Linked DNA regions of Homo sapiens: region 2 is linked to region 1. Evidence: chromatin contacts called from ENCODE Hi-C data. All regions are on one chromosome and are shown on one strand. The core of a region is the stretch at or near the end of the contact, and the rest is flanking DNA. Distances in the headings are between cores, read along the strand shown.

What was found. Hi-C counts contacts between places; a loop is a spot of excess contacts on that map. Pooled maps may share reads with other maps.
Region 2: a loop to region 1 is called in a map of heart right ventricle, with 4 times the contacts of the local background. The contact joins two enhancer-like sites. A Hi-C loop is called at or near these places in 3 of 168 maps with a recorded cell type or tissue (Right ventricle myocardium inferior, cardiac septum and heart right ventricle) and 5 of 50 pooled maps.

What each region holds. Positions count from the first base shown.
Region 1 is chr2:160,664,037-160,669,814 of GRCh38, reverse strand. No RefSeq gene overlaps it. Among named protein-coding and RNA genes, the nearest start is that of RBMS1, 170 kb to the right of the region's middle. Within about 2 kb of position 3,299, at least 7 of the 41 ENCODE cell types and tissues checked have a DNase peak (open chromatin) inside an H3K27ac peak, as active enhancers do.
Region 2 is chr2:160,866,995-160,872,772 of GRCh38, reverse strand. No RefSeq gene overlaps it. Among named protein-coding and RNA genes, the nearest start is that of TANK-AS1, 290 kb to the left of the region's middle. Within about 2 kb of position 3,237, at least 5 of the 41 ENCODE cell types and tissues checked have a DNase peak (open chromatin) inside an H3K27ac peak, as active enhancers do.

The sequences.
Region 1 (5,778 bases), core at 2,050-4,549:
AACCAGAATGTGAAGGAATTGATACCCTTGTGCATTGTTGGTGGACAAGGTTTAGCTGCTGTGGAAAACAGTATGGTGGTTGCTCAAAAACTAAAAGATAGAATTACCATATGATATAGCAATCCCACTTCTGGGTATATACCCAAAAGAATTGAAAGCAGAGTCTCTAACAGATATCCATGTTCATAGCAGCATTATTCACAATAGCCAAAAGTTGAAAGCAACCCAAGTGTCCATCAACAGATGAATGGATAAGCAAAATGTAGAACATACACACAATGGAATATTATTCAGTCTTAAAAAGGAAGGAAATGCTGTCACATGCTACAACACAGGTAAACCCTGAGGACATTATGCTAAATGAAATAAACTGGTCACAAAAAGACAAATACTATATGATTTCATTTATATCAAGTATCTAGAGTACTCAACTCATCATGATAGAAAGTAGAATAATGGTTGCCAGGAGCTGAGGGCAGGGGGAATAAGGAGTAGTTGTTTAATGGATATAGAGTTTCACAGTTTTACGAGATAAAAAGACTTCTGTAGATTGGTGGCACAGCACTTTGTGTACAAACACTACTAAACTGTATGCTTAAAATAGTAAATTTCATGTTGTGTATATTTTACCACAACTAAATGTTTTTTTAATTAATCAAGATGTTTTTGATCTCAATGATTCCAGAGTTCACCCTACTCTTAGTCATTCTCTCATCATATAGGCATAGCTAATATTTATTATCCAATAAAATCACCAGATTTCCTTCTAGATTTGCAGAAGCAAAATGGCTCATGAAATTTAACAATGTTTAGGCCAATAAACAGTTTGGGAATCAGACACTTATCTCATTGGTTCGTTAATAATGCATTCTATAACCAATATATGGTGGCATGTAACATCTTTTTTAAGGCTGATGATCAAGGTCTTGGTCAGTGTTTATTTCTATCAAAGTTCAAATCTTGTGATCTATTATAATTCATTCACATTTTATATTTCAAGTTTGAAATACATACAAACTATCTGATTCTCATACAGTTATATTTCTAGATGTGATTTCATTGATGTTTATGGTAGAGGATTACAATTTACAAAACTATAAAACCTGCTTTATTTGCCCTGTGTGGCAAATAGTTCAGCTTTCTCATTTTACATTGCTGAACGAGTTGAAAATATTTTGCAATTACTTCGGTTATTAATTTCAAAAAAAAATTCTATCAGTATTTCTATGAGGGATTTGTAATTGTAATTTCAGAAGCCACACGCCCAACGGATGGACTGTTTTTTTTTAAAGATACCCAAAAGCAGGGTTGAAGTTTGAAAACAAAGAGAAAAATCATAGTTAAAAAAATAGTATATAGTTTTTTATTAAAATGAAAAAAAATCATGTAAGAAACTATAACGAGGTCAGGCGCGGTGGCTCATGCTTGTAATCCCAGCACTTTGGGAGGCAGGCGGATCATGAGGTCAATAGATCGAGACCATCATGGCCAACATGGTGAAACCCCATCTCTACTAAAAATACAAAAATTAGCTAGACATGGTGGTGCATGCCTGTAGACCCAGTTACTCAGGAGGCTGAGGCAGGAAAATCATTTAAACCAGGGAGGTGGAGGTTGCAGTAAGCCAAGATCACACCAATGCACTCCAGCCTGGCAATAGAGTGAGACTCCATCTCAAAAAAAAAAAAAAAAAAAAAAGAAGAAGAAGAAATTATAATGAGAACTAATTTTAGAATTTAAATTGTTCCTTAATGCTTTTTGTTTATTTATGTTGAAAAGGAAGGCTACTCATATCAGAGATACCTTCATGATGACAGTGCTTAGTAAGTGATTTGTAGTTACTTTTGCTTTCTGTCTTAATACTTGGGTATCACACACAGAAAAATTAAGAAGAAAAATAAAAAAAGGAATTTCCACTCAACATTTCCCAATTTGAGATTATTTTTCTATTAGGAATAATTTCAGAATTTTGTCAAGCAATTTTCAAATAATAATACTTTTTGTGGTTTATAATACCATAATCCACGTGGTTCAGTCTCAGAGCAGTATTATGGCTAAAAGTATACAGTCCTTGCAAACAAATTTAATTTCAAAATAAATGAAGCCCTTTTCTTGTATGTACTGAACACTATGATGAAGACACATGAGTTTCAGCAATTCTTAAAATCCTCTTTTTTCTCCCCTCCACCCAACACTATCATATATAATGTCTGTTCCTGGACCTTTCTCAAATCTCCAAAAAATCTCCTCTACCTTCAACCTACATGACTTTTTCTATTATTTTTCCACTTACTTTTCTTCTTCTAGCCCCTCATTATACAAATTGACATTATATATAAATGGGAAATAAAATGTATATTGACACTAAATCATTCTCCCTCATCCTCCTACTATTCCAATGAATCTCTCTGCCTGTTATTCTATTCTTTCTCTTCAAAGTCAGGAGAAATGGAAAGACACTTTTTGAAAGAGAAAAAACAATGACTGAACAAACCTGAAATTCTCTTTTGCAGACAGGTGGTAAGTATGAGAGAGAAACTAAAAATCTTCATACACCCATAATTTTTAGTTCGTTGCATTCTAATGGCTACAAAATTTACTGCCCTTTCAATGAAAGTATAAAGCTGTTCACAGAGAGTATCTAAACTTAAAATCCTGAAACCATCATTCCATTCAGACCATAATTTTTAAATAACATCAGCAGCAAGAGCTTAATAAATTGAAGGTTCTCCTCACTTCCTTTTAAGTACCTCAGAGAATTTAAAACCTAGAAGAGAGAGTTAGTTCAACTGTTTTTGCTCTACACATTTTTGCTTTGGAGAGTTGTAGTGGTTTGGGTTAAAATTTTGACCCTAAGCACTGTGATATTCCCTCCCACGATGTGAGTCCCAAGAAACATCTGGAGTCTTCTGCAATGGGTCTCTGAATTTTCATTTCCCTACGTGGTACATATACAGGTTGCACATTATGATTTAATCAGCTGTCTAGAAAAATAGGCTCTTAGAATTCTAACACACTGGAACCAGTTGTGGTGTTTTTAAAGTAACAGCAGGACCACACTTACATCCTAAGACAGCACTCAGTCAAGAGTTCTTTATATCTCTTTTACAGTTCCTCTCTTCATACAAAGTAAACTTTTCTTCCTTTGGTCAAAAGGACATAGGACGAGCTATCTAAATGAAAGCACAGTTCTCTTGTGTCTGATGAATCACTAAGTGACTTGGTTCAACATTAGGTCACTGTGGAACACAGACTGTAACAGAAACACATAAAAGCTCTGACAGGGGAGGGGAGAGATGCTATTCTGGAATATCGTTGCCAGAGTAACATAAACCTTGTGTGTTTTCACAAGGAAATGAGTCACTTGTTTCTGTTGGCTAAAACTCTGTTTTCTTTAATTTCATATTTTAGCTGTCTAATATATGCTGAAAGAGCCCAGGGTTTCCAGTCTTCAGACGGAGATAACTTGCTAATTAAAAGCTCAACAGAGGGTTTTGCATGGTAATTAAACAGAACTGGATAAAAGAAACACTCAAGCAAACAGGAGCACATAGCAAATGCAAGGGTGAGAGCACTCAAACCACAATCAGTCCTCTAAGAGGGCCTGGGGAGGGGGAGCAATACCCATTGAGATAATTCAGAAGACAACAACAACTACAAATAACATTCACTGGACCCAATTTGCTAAGAAAAAAGTATAATATACTCAGACAAACTCAGGATATTTTGCCTGGAATTATTGAGTTATTTTCACGTTTTCCTTTTTTTTTTAAGATTTACCATTAGAAAGACTTACAGCAGGGGCTACACACACAGAAGCCGTCTGAGCTTGGCTGGTGACAAACTAGTGATGCAGGCTGACTATGGGACAACAGGGAGTGATGGGGACTATGGCATTCAGTCAAAAAGTTTAAAATGCTGTGCTTTGCATAATGTATTTAATATTTTACCTGTGAGCCAGATTCATCCTATAGGGTACTAGATCGGGACCTCTGTTCTTGAGTGGCAAGAAACACATGCTTCTTCATTTTTATTTGAAGACTGGCTTTCTTTTAAATATATCCACTGATAAAAATGTCAATATTCATTCAAACTTTTAAAATTATTATTGATATAGATGTCTATATTAAGAATCCTGATACTTAATATATACATACATACATATATATGTGTATATGTGTGTGTGTGTGTGTGTGTGTGTGTGTGTGTAGTTCTCCTCCAGTTTCTTTGCTTTTACGTCCCAAAACATATGGCCATTTGGTACTACTCTGCCTATATTTTTTCTCCCTGTTCTTCTTGATACCTCTTTAAGCAAATAGTCATTACCATCTACCTCTAATGGGTTACAGCCTCTTCTCCCACACCCCAGAAACCTATTCTCAACTGCCCACTTTACCGGAACTGTTGACCTCTTAATCGCCCGCCCTAGTGGACTTTCCAGCCCTGATTCCCTTAGGCCTCCCTAACTCTGTTAGTCCTTACTGGGGACACTCCTTGTTTGTAATACTCTTCTTCATCAGTTTCCCCCTTAACCAAACTATGTTAATTCTCTTTATCCTTCAGTCCTCTGTTGACTTCCATATTTAAATTATCCAAGTCTGACCTCTCTCCCTAATTACCTTCTGAATATTTTTACTGATATCCAATATTCCACTCCAACATAATATTTTAAAAATCACACTCCCCATTTTCCTCCTCTAAACCAGCATCTCTTCCTGACTTCTTTATCTCTGTCAATGGTACAATCATTCTCTCCACAAGACAGTCTCAAACCAAGAAGCTGTCTTTGATTCTTCCCTTTCCTTTCTTTCTCCTACACACAGGATTAGTCGCCAAGCTTGTTGGCTCTTGTAAAGTAATCTATTCTATATCCAAGCCTTCTTTTCTGATCTCATAGCCACACCCTTGACCAGAACCTTGGTTATTATCACTTAATGCCTAATGTATTCCAACACTTCCCTAATCAGTCTCTGCCTGCAATCTCTCAGTGCTGCAACCCATCCTGCTCACTGCAGCCAGATATGCTGTATTTTAAACTCCGCTGTCATGGCTGACCCCTGCTCAAAGCTTCCAGTGACATCCTGTGCCTGTAAGTGCAGACATGGCAGTGTAGTGTTCAGGTTCTCCAGGAGGGTACCTCCTCTTACATTCTTATTTTCCTCATCTCCCACCTGAAGTCCTTCTCTTTCTGCACTGTTTCACTCCTTGTCCTTGAGCCTTCCCACCACCCAAATGATGCCCCCCCCTTCTAGAAAAAATGACCCTTCCCATTTTACCCCTACCCACTTTCGTGGCTCACCTCACTGACCACCTCCTCCCAGAAGCCTTTCCTGATCATATAGGCACTTTCTGCCATATTTCAGCTTGTGTTTATCAAAGACTTCATGAGTTTGGGTCTTGTGCTCTTCAAGAATTCTTAGCCCTCTAAACAGAAGAAGTCTTGTTCATGTATACTGTAGTCACAATGATATAGTTGCAATAGCTTTTCTATAATTATTTCTTGAATAAAGATGGTAATTATCTTAATACTGGCATCTATAGCTACTAAGTTGTACAGAGTGGAATATACATCTTAATGAGTGTGTTTTCAAGATTTTCATAACTTTTTACAGACATTTGTTCATCTTTCATGCATGTCTGAAAGATTTAAGAACATTAATTAAATGTCTAATCAATTTGTATCATAATTAACTTCTATCCAAATCCTTATTTAGCATCCATGTTCTTTCTTTTCTCCTTAGAAACATTTTCTTCTTCTCAGAGATATTTCTTCCTGCA
Region 2 (5,778 bases), core at 1,988-4,487, 200 kb before region 1:
GGGAGGCTGAGGCAGGAGGATAACTTGACCCCGGGAGGTGGAGGTTGCAGTGAGCTGAGATCATGCCACTGCACTCCAGCCTGGGTGACGGAGTCAGAACCTGTCTCAAAAAAAAAAAAAATATATATATATATACATACACACACACACACTTATAGTTGAAGGCCTCATGTGAAAACCTCCTCTTTCCCTCCTATCCCATGAATTTTAGTTCTTGTTAGATTTGCTTTTCAAATATATCCCAAATCTGGTTACTTCTCCTACCTCCACTGCTGTTACCCATATCCCAGGCCCAGGCCACTGCAGTTCACCTCTCTTGGAGATGAGAGCAAGAGCCTCATAAGCAGTCCTTTTGCTTCTATTCTTAGAGTCAGTTCTCCACTCAACACAATGATCTTTCATAAATTGAAGTCAGATTGTTTCATTACCCTACTTTAAAACCTTCCAGTGGTCTTCCATTGCAATGAAGAAAAAAAAGTCCACACTCGATAAGAATCTTCATGACACGAAAGCAGGACAGGCCCACTGTGTGAGCTCATCTCTCACCGCTTCGTCACAGGCTCCAGTTGCTGAGGCCACTTCAAACAAGTCAGCTAGTTCCACCTCTGACCCTCACACCTTGTGTTTCCACTTGCCCGGACTGACCCCTGGACCTCTCTAGCGCTGTTCAGGTTTCAGCTCAGTGGCACCTCCGTAAGTAACATCTCTACTCTATGCCTTTATGCTGTCTTATTTTCTTTATAAACTTTTTGTAATCTGTAATTATCTCATTTGCTTATTATTATATTTTTTTGGTCTCTTTTATATGCTGGAATGTAAGCTCCGTGAAGGTGGAAGATGTGATTCTTTTCATACTGCTGTATTTTCAAGCAGTGCCTGTTACATTATAGCCAACCAATATGTATTTGTAGAATAAATTCAAATTAAACTTCTCTTCAACATCACTGGATATTATTTAATAAAGAAGCAGCAGGCAGGGCGGTGGCTCATGCCTATAATCCCAGCACCTTGAGAGGCCAAGGTGGACAGATCACTTGAGGGCAGGAGTTTGAGACCAGGCTGATCAACATGACAAAACCCTGTCTCTACCAACAACAACAACAAAAAAAAAATTAGCTGGGCATGGTGGCACACCTGTAATCCCAGCTACTCGGGAGGCTGAGGCAGAAGAATCACTTGAACTCTGGAGGCGGAGGTTGCATTGAGCCAAGATTGCAGCACTGTACCTCAAAAAAAAAAAAAAAAAAGAGGGAATGACTTCAAAAATCTAAGAGAACATGATCTTCAACTTGGAATGTCATATTCAGCCAAATTATTAATCAAGTGTGACAGCAGAAAAGGATACTTTCTGACATGTTGGGACTCAGAAAATTTGCTTTCTATATCCCTTTCTTGAGAAGCTGGGTAGGTTCCAATGAAAATAATTACCAAACCAAGGGAGGGGGAGACACGGGATCCAGAAGGCAGCAGATCAACGTCTTGAGCACAGGAAGGAGATGCCTCAGGGTGACAGTGGAACAGCTGTCCTAGGGAACATCTGGTCCAGAAAAGAGTTGGGACAGAGGGAGCCACAAGGAAAAGAACTATCTGATAAGAGAGGTCCCTTGGGAAAACAAGAGCAAACAAAGCAAAAACAAGATATGCAGGTAGAAGATATTATGGCACTTTTGGAAAAAAGGAAGAATATTTACATAGTCGTAACTATGTAACTGAAAACAGCTGAATAATTCTACTGGGAAAATGGCTTCAAAGAACTAAATCCTGGTTTATCGTAAGAGGAAGTTAATGTCTAAAGTCAACAAATTGAGTAGTAGCAGTATACATGTATTATTTGGGGAGTAAAACATAGCTATCTGATGAAATAGCTAAGAGGCTAAATGGTAGTTGCCTCTGGTGAGTCGAACTGAGAAGTTGGGAAGTGTGGGGACTGAACAAGGGGATTGTTGCTTTCCTTTTCATATTTTCAGCACTATCTGTTAGATGACTGATGAAAAGAAAGACGTGTAAACATTTAAAAAACATAATTTCTTCTGGTAACAGTGATGATAACAGCAACAACAAATAAACAATCCAGGCTTTTGCTGGCTTCATTCTCTGATTTGGGAAAAGATGTATTACTGTCTTGGAGATGTATTACATTTGTGGATGACACCCATTGACTCCTTTGGGACACTGTGGTTTATTTTAGATAGCCTTAAAAATTTAAAAGCTAAATTGTGCAATTAACTTTTCAATGCTGCATGGTTTAGAAATTATGTAGCTATGTCAGGATAGTGTGTGTGTGTGTGTGTGTGTGTGTGTGTGTGTGTGTGCGTGTGATGTTTTCGAGAAATGTCAGTAGATTTGGTTCAGAACAAGAGCAACTTGCATTCTTCTGATAGAATTCCCAATTGGCCTGCAATGGTAATGCTTATGGGAAGATCAAGATTGTGCATGTGGTAATGTCTTAAGACTTTGGAAAAAACCTTTCGAATATTAGCCAGACTCTTTGAAGTGAATTCAGAAATACTAAAACACAATTCACAAAGAATGTTCTTTTGGAAGTGGTGAGTTGGACAGGAGCAGGAATGACTTTCAGTTTTATAACTTTAAAAATAAAATTTGAAAAATTTTATTTTAGATTCAGGGGCACATGTGCAAGTTTGTTACATGGGTACATTGTGTGATGCTGAGGTTTGGAACATGAAAGATCCTGTCACTCAGGTAGTGAGCATAGGACCCAACAGTTAGTTTTTCAACCCTTCTTCCCCCCCTTCTTCCCCAACTAGTAGTCTCCAGTGTCCATTGTTGCCATCTTTCTGATATGACTGTTTTCGGAGGTAAACAAACATATAAACAAAATACAAAAAAGATTACAGTTGGAGTTTTTGTGCTTCTAATGGTAATGGGGAACACAATAAGTAATAATAATAAACAGCAACTTTCAACTTGACTTTTGTCCAAACCAAATAGAATTTGAAATGTAGATGTTTTGACATTTGCAAAATGAAGAATCATTGTACTTTTGCATGATCCTAAAAAGTTCCCCATTCCTAACACAGCGTGTGTTAGGAATACAATACTACTAGATTGCATCATTTTTACTGTTATTGGTCAATGCAGCTTGGGTACATTCAATCACTATTCGTTGACTAGCTCTTTACCCACAGGAATAGACTGAACTACCCACAGGAATAGACTGAACTGACCTTGTTCTCTGTGGGTGAGGGAGCCTGTTCCTAAGACAAAAAAGCATGCAGCTTCTGCCAAGACCCACTTCCTTCCTGAGTCATTTTGGATGCAAACATCCTTGGCTTCATCTGATGGACAGAGGATGAGAAATCTATTTGTCAAATAAACAGGGTAAAGAGATGATAAAGAAAAAAATCACAACCACTATTTTGTAGCAAGCTGGGAAGGATGAGCATTACCTTAGTTTTCTGTTTTATGGGAGAGAAAAAGAGACTGGGAAAAGACTGTTCTAGATAGGCAAGAAGGTGAGGTGATCTATGGGTGGTGTTACCTGCTCGATCAGGCAGTTCTGGGAAAGGAACACATGCCTGGGGTATGCCACAGCCAGTAAAAACAACAAAATAAAGAAGCAAAAACAGTGTCTGGATCTTGCAGGGTTTGGGATCCAGGCTGGTGCTAGGCAATATCTTGAAGTAAAAAATGTGTTGTGTACAGCTGTTTACTTTAGCTTGCTCTCCCCTTACCTCCCCAGCCCCGACTCATATATACACTGTGGAGTTTCCAGTATGACTCTCCTAATCCCAGTGAGTTTGCCCGCTTATTAGATGACTGCAAGCCTGGGACCCAGGCTTTTTTTTTGACCTGGGGCTGTGGAGAGAGCCCCCTTCCTTCCCTGGCTGTCAAACTTTATGAATGTATGCTAGAGCTAACTGAAGCCATTGCTCTGGCCTCTTGTGGATGGCCAGTTTGAGAGAATAAGGCCCAACAAGAACATTCCAAAAATCCAGAGAGGAAGGTGTGAGAGGGAGACCATGAAAGGAAGAGCACTCAGGAAAGTTGGAGGAGAGCGTAACCAACAGGAAGTGACCGTACCCCTGAAGCCATTTCCAAGCCCACTCTGTCTCTGGTTTGGTCAATAAAAACCTTTTTTAATTTAAAATAGTTCAAGTTAGGTTTCAATTTGAGATGGAAAGATGCAGCCAAGAGTCTTGCCTTGAGAGACAGTAATGATCCCAAAGGGAGTGAAAAAGTCAATGGTGGGTTTTTAGATGTTGTAACACTTGGACAGAGGACATTTAGAGCAGCTTTCCTTTGTGACCTACTGTCATAGTTGCCGAAGGGAAAGGGAACACTGGGTAGTTTTTTAAGAAAATATAGATCCATTGAGGGAAAATTGATGCAAAACAAATGCATATATTGACATGTACAATTTGATGAGTTTTGATATATTAATGCACCAATGAAATCATCACCAAACTCAGGAGAATGAACACACCCATCACTTGCAAAAGTTTCCTTGTGACCTTTTGTAATATCTTCCTCCACATATTAACTTCCCACCCCAATCCCCAGGCAAACAATGGTCCGTATAAATGGAATCACAGTGTATGTACTCTTATTTAGGACATTATTTATTTAGAATATGGATTCTTTCACGTAGGATAATTATTTTTTGATTCATCCATGTTTTTGTATCCATAGTGCTCTCTCTCCCCCCACTTTTTTTTTTATTGCTGAGAGTATTGCATTGCATGGATATACCACAATTTGTTTATCCTTTCACCTGTTGCAGGACATTTGAATTATTTCCAGTTGTGGCTACCAAAAATGAAGTTGCTGTGAACATTAGTGTATAAGTTTTTAGATACACCTTTTCATTTCTCTTGGGTATATATGTAGTAGGAATAGGATTGCTAGCTTGTATAGTAAATGTTACGTTTACCTTTTTAAGAAATTACAGAACTCTTTTCCTAAGTGATTATAAGCATTGTTTAAAAGTTCTAGTTGCTACCAATCCCCATCAGCATTTGGTATTGCCTGTCTCTTAGTTGAGCCATTCTAATGGGTTTGTATGGTTTTAATTTGCATTTTTTAAACTTCTGACAATGTTGAGCATTTTTCATGAGCTTATATGCCATCCTTATGTATTATTTGATTAATTGTTCAAATCTTTTACTCATTTAAAAAATTCTAAAAAGTTTTAAAATAGCTTTACTTAGGCATAATTCACGTACAATAAAATTCACCCCCTTTAAGTATACAGATCAATGATTTCTAGTAAATTCATATAGTTGTGCAACAAATAGCACAATCTACTTTTACAAAATGTTCATCCCATCAAAACGTTATCTCCTACACATTTGCAGTGAATCTTCACTCCCACTCCCAGCCCTAGACAACCCTAGATCTGCTTTCTGTCTCTACATATTTGCGTTTTCTAGAAATTTCATATAAATGGAATAAGAAAAGATGTAGTCTTTTGTATCTGGCTTTTTTCACTTATCATAATATCTTTGAGGTTTATCTGTGCTGTAGTATGTATCAGTCATTTGTTCCTTTTTATTCCTGAGTAGTATTCAATTGTATGTATTCAATTATATGCATATATAACACTTTATCTATTTGCCAATTGATGGACATAAATAGTTTCTAGTTTTCAAATACTGTGAATAATGTTACTACAAACACTCATGTGCATATCTTTGTGGGACATATATTTTCATTTCTCTTAGGTAGGTACCTAGGAATAGAATTATTGGGGTGCATAAGTATATGCTTAACTTTTTAAGAAATGACCGAACTCTTTTTTCAAAGTGGCTGTTCTAT